Linked DNA regions of Homo sapiens: region 1 is linked to region 2. Evidence: read pairs that join two places in POLR2A ChIA-PET (ENCODE). Cell type or tissue: PC-9. All regions are shown on one strand. Region 1 overlaps LOC124903679 (a long non-coding RNA gene). Region 2 overlaps PRSS36 (serine protease 36).

Evidence for each region. Peaks named below come from ENCODE experiments on the same cell type or tissue, not always from the same donor. Only the 100,000 strongest peaks of a DNase experiment are listed, where the experiment ranks them.
Region 1: POLR2A ChIA-PET joins it to region 2 with 5 read pairs; 3 of 35 experiments call an interaction of 5 or more read pairs at or near these places.

Annotation. Positions count from the first base shown.
Region 1 is chr16:30,813,512-30,816,011 of GRCh38, forward strand. All of the region lies in intron 1 of LOC124903679 (a long non-coding RNA gene), which reads left to right. Among named protein-coding and RNA genes, the nearest start is that of ZNF629, 28 kb to the left of the region's middle. RefSeq lists enhancers at 1-188, 189-743, 614-763 and a silencer at 784-1,113. In PC-9, CTCF peaks have their summits at 901 (motif pointing left) and 1,101; a DNase peak (open chromatin) is centred at 1,000; H3K4me3 peaks cover 1,285 bases; H3K27ac peaks cover 680 bases.
Region 2 is chr16:31,137,865-31,140,364 of GRCh38, forward strand. It overlaps PRSS36 (serine protease 36), which reads right to left. Exons shown (of 15, transcript NM_173502.5): 14 at 2,430-2,500; 15 at 1,062-1,552. The coding sequence ends at 1,274. Among named protein-coding and RNA genes, the nearest start is that of PRSS8, 3.4 kb to the left of the region's middle. RefSeq lists enhancers at 612-1,305, 1,306-1,998, 2,280-2,500. In PC-9, no CTCF peak of the experiment used is centred here; a DNase peak (open chromatin) is centred at 1,037; H3K4me3 peaks cover 1,121 bases; H3K27ac peaks cover 1,983 bases.

The DNA of each region.
Region 1 (2,500 bases), 320 kb before region 2:
CACTGCACTCCAGCCTGGGCGACAGAGTGAGACCCTGTATTAAAAAAAAAAGAAAAGAGGGCCAGGCACAGTGGCTCATGCCTGTAATCCCAGCACTTTGGGAGGCCGAGGTGGGTGGATACCTGAAGTCAGGAGTTCAAGACCAGCCTGACCAACGCGGTGAAACACCGTCTCTACTAAAAATACAAAAATTAGCTGGATGTGGTGGTGCATGCCTATAATTCCAGCTACTCAGGAGGCTGAGGCAGGAGAATCGCTTGAACCCATGAGGTGGAGGTTGCAGTGAGCTGAGATCGCACCACTGCAATCCACCCTGGGCGACAGAGCGAGACTCAGTCTCAAAAAAAAAGAAAAGAAGGTGAAGGTGGCTAAATAGCATAACATGTCAGAGATTTACGTGTCAGAGATTTAACATGTCAGAGATTTCCACATGTTATCAAGTCTGTTTCATGGCTAAGAACTGGAAGGGACCTTTGAGGACATCTAACCCTCATAGGACTTAACAATAGGATGAGGAAACAAGCTCAGAAATAGGCTATAACTTGCCCAAGGCCACTCAGAGAGGGAATGCCAGAGCCAGGGCCAGCTCTCAACTTCAGGCCAGAGAAGCCCAGGGTCTTCCATGAGAAATAGGGCCTGTCAGACTGGACAGGCTCCTTGGAGGTGGTCCAGTGAGTCCAATCCCTTTTTTTGCTGCGGCTTAGACGAGGGGCCGCTGAGGATTCTCCGAATTCGCTGGATCTGGACCCAGACTTCCGGGTCCACAGTGCAGCCTGAATGATCAACAGGGGAACGTGCGTTCGCCAGGGTCCCCGGGGGCAGAGGCACCTCTCCCTGGGCGGGGCCGGGGAGATTACGCAACACGGGTCTTAGTTGTCTGGGCCGCTGGGGTCGCCTCCACGGGCAGGAGCCACGGCCAGGACGTGCAGGCCGCCCCCTGCTGGTCCGTTTCGGAACCGGGCGGGTGGCCGCGGCGCTGCCCGGGTTGGGGGCATGGCTTTACAACGGTGAGCCAATCCCAGGCCGCACCGTGGATGGGGCGGGCGTTCACTTCTCCTCCCAGTCCTTTGGTTCTCTCCGCGGCGGAAGCTGTGCGGCGACCTAGCAACCGTCCTTGCCGACCCTCCCGCCGGTGACGTGGCTGCGACCCACCCTTCTTGCCATAGCCCTTTGGAAAGCGAAGGTCCCTTCAGGGCCAAAAGGACAGGGAGGTTTTTTCCTTCCTTCCTTCCCTCCCTCCTTCCCTCCTTCCCTTTCTTTCTTTCCTTTCTTTTTCTTTCTTTTCACAGAGTCTGACTTAATCACCCACGCTGCAGTGTAGTATGATCTGCTCACTGAAGCCTCTGCCTCCCGGGTTCAAGCGATTCTCCCAACTCAGCCTCCCAAGTAGCTGTACAGGTGTGCACCGCCACACCCAGCTAAATTTTGCATTTGTAGTAGATATGGGGTTTCATCATGCTGGCCAAGATGGTCTAAAGTGATCCGCCCGCCTCGGCCTCCCAAAGTGCTGGGATTACCGGCGGGAGCCACCGCTCCCGTCCAGGACAGGGATTTTGGTTGGTTGGTTGGATGGAGCCTTACAGTTTGGATGTGGTGAGCATGAAATGCATACGTTCAAGAAGCTGAGCCGACAAAGGGCTTACTCTAGGTGGACTGAAAATTCGATGTTTCCAATTCAAAACATCTGCTCTCCGAGGTGTGGGTGAAGGTATGGGGGGTCCAAAAATGTCCGAGTCCCACCACCTGATGTTGTTAGTTACACTTCTTTTTTTGTTTTGAGATGGAATTTTGCTCTTGTTGCCCAGGCTGGAGTGCAGTGGCGCGATTTCAACTCACCACAACCTCCGCCTCCTGGGTTCAAGCGATTCTTCTGCCTCAGCCTCCCGAGTAGCTGGGATTACAGGCATGTGCCATCACACCAGCTAATTTTTGTATTTTTAGTAGAGACGGGGTTTCTCCATGTTGGTCAGTCTGGTCTCGAACTCTTGACCTCAGGTGATCCGCCCGCCTTGGCCTCCCAAAGTGCTGGGATTACAGGTGTGAGCCACCACACCTGGCCTAATTTTTGTGTTTTTAGTAGAGATAGGTTTTCGCCATGTTGGCCAGGCTGGTCTCAAACTCACCTCAGGTGATCCGCCTGCCTCGGCCTCTCAAAGTGCTGGGATTACAAGCATGAGCCACCACGCCTGGCCCACGCTTGGCTAATTTTTGTTTGTTTGCTTGTGTTTTAGAGATGGGGTTTTGCCACATTGCCCAGGCTGGTTTCAAACTCCTGAGCTCAAGTGATCTGCCTGCCTCAGCCTCCCAAAGTGCTGGGATTACCGGCATGAGACACCATGCTTGACCGGTTTTATCACAGTTTTTAAAAAGTAATAATATAGTAGGCCAGGCATGGTGGCTCATGCCTGTAATCCCAGCACTTTGGGAGGCTGAGGCAGGCAGATCACCTGAGGTTGGGAGTTCAAGACGAGCCTGACCAACATGGAGAAAACCCGTCTTT
Region 2 (2,500 bases):
TTGAACCTGGGAGGTGAAGGTTGTAGTGAGCCGAGATTGCGCCATTGAACTCCAGTGTGGGCGACAATAGCAAAACTCTGTCTCAAAAAATTAAAAATAAATAAGTTAAATAAAAATACAAAAATTAGTCCGGCATGGTGTCTTGAGTCTGCAATCCTAGTTACTTGAGTCTGAGGCAGGAGGATCGCTTGAACCCAGGAGGTGGAGGTTGCAGTGAGCCGAGATTGCACCACTGCACTCCAGCCTGAGCATCAGTATGAGACTCTGTCTCAAAAAAAAAAAAGTGGAGATGGGGGTCTTGCTTTGTTGCCCGGGCTGGTCTGGAATGCCTGGCCTCAAGCGATCCTCCCAAAGTGCTGGGATTACAGGCATGAGCTGCCGCACCTCGTCTCTGGTTTTGCGTTACTTTTTAATTGTAGATTCATTGGCTGGAAACCACCTTCCCTTTTTCTGTGCTCAAACATCACTGCTATGACATCTTCCCAATCCCAGCCAGGGATGTCCACATGTGTCCCCACTAGATTGGGAGGACTTTGTGGGCTTATATATCAGACCCCAATTGTGCCACGACTTAGTAGCCACCAGGGAACACGGGTTGAATGAATGCAGGGAGGTGCAGGTAAGCAGTGGGTAAGGGAGTGAGGTTCACATATAAGGGACCCAAGTTCTGGGCAGAATGTGAAAGTGGCAGACCCTTGAAGGGCCCAAGTGTTGTGTGTGTGCAGGGGATACATCGGAGCATTGTGCATTGAGGTGTGTCTATGGCGGGCAGCGAGGGCAGCGGGTCTGAGCAGGGGATGAGATGTCCAGCACGTGCCGAGGGTGCTGACTCCACTGGGCAGGTGACACACAGCCAGCTGGCCACCCGACTTCCCTGCCCTGGGACAGGAATGAAGGAATCGCTGCCAGGTTATCAGGGTACATTTCCTGAGAGCCCAAGGCCTGACTCAGAGGCCGGAGGAGGGAGGAGGGAGGGGACCTCCCCCTTGGGCTTCCCGCTTAGCCTCTGATGCCCAGCCCCTCAGCCTGCCCACGGCGATGCCACAAGGCCACACAGGTACCTGTGTTTACACCTTTATTGTCCGCTCCTCCCACCACCCCCAAGGATTCCTGGGTTCAAAATAGCCCGGGCACTGAGGCCCAATTAGCCAGAGCCGCTGCAATCTCGGTGGGTGGGGCCCTTGAGGTTCCAGCCGGCTGGGCCACATTCCAGCCCCACTGGGCGGGAAGTAGAGGGTGGAGAAGGGGGAAGTGGTGCTGGGACCCTAGCCCCTCAGCTCTGGATCAGGAGAGTCAGCAGGAGCAGGAAGTAGACTGCATGCGGGGATCCCGAGGCCTTGGCCAGTTCTGGGGGGCAGAGATTGCTGCCTCCAGTGGGCCAGTGTGGGGAGCCACTGGGGGGCAGGAAGTTGGCCTCTCCCACTGTCTGGGAGATCCAGGCCTCTTCAGGACCAATGGCAGCAAACAGCTCCCGGCTCCCTTGAACAGCCATGCCCACGAGGATCCAGGACCCTTCCGTCATCTGGCACAGGAGGGGCGGTGCTGAGGTCATCTGCAGAGTTGGAGCGAGGCCACGTGGGTCTGCTGCCCTTCCTCTTGGTCCCCTCCCCCTTTCCCCAGGGTCTGGCCACGAAGCACTCTGGTCTGCATCCCTAGACATCCAGGTCCCTGGTTTCTCTCCCGGGTCCAGCTAGGGTCCCATTTGGGGCCAAATACCCAATAATTCCAATCCTGGCCAGGTGCAGTGGCTCACACCTCTAATCCCAACCCTTTGGGAAGCCAAGGTGGGCGGATCATTTGAGGTGAGGAGTTTGAGTCCAGCTTGGCCAACATGGTGAAACCCTGTCTCTACTAAAAATACAAAAATTAACCAGGTGTGGTGGTGCATGCTTGTAATCCCAGCTACTAGGGAGGCTGAGGCAGGAGAATCTCTTGAACCTGGGAGGTGGAGGTTGCAGTGAGCCAAGATCACACCACTGCACTCCAGCCTGGGTACCAGAGCGAGACTCAGTCTCAAAAAAAAAAAAAAAAAAAAAAAAAAATTCCTTGGCCGGGCGCAGTGGCTCACACCTCTAATCCCAGCACTTTGGGAGGCCGAGGCCGGCGGATCACGAGATCAGATCAAGACCATCCTGGCTCACACAGTGAAACCCCGTCTCTACTAAAAATACAAAAAATTAGCCGGGCGTAGTAGCGGGTGCCTGTAGTCCCAGCTACTCGGGAGGCTGAGGCAGGAGAATGGCATGAACCAGGGAGGTGGAGCTTGCAGTGAGCCGAGATCGCGCCACTGCACTCCAGCTGGGGGACAGAGTGAGACTCTGTCTCAAAAAAAAAAAAAAAAAAAAATTCCAATTCTGCTATCTCTCTAGGGTACAGTAGTCCAACACTGCCTCTCCCCTGCCTACTCCAGGACGCCCAGGCCCCTGTACCTCACACCTGTTCTCCTGCCCCTCTGCATACAGGACACAGAGGGTTCCAGGGGGCAGGATGCCCTGATAGA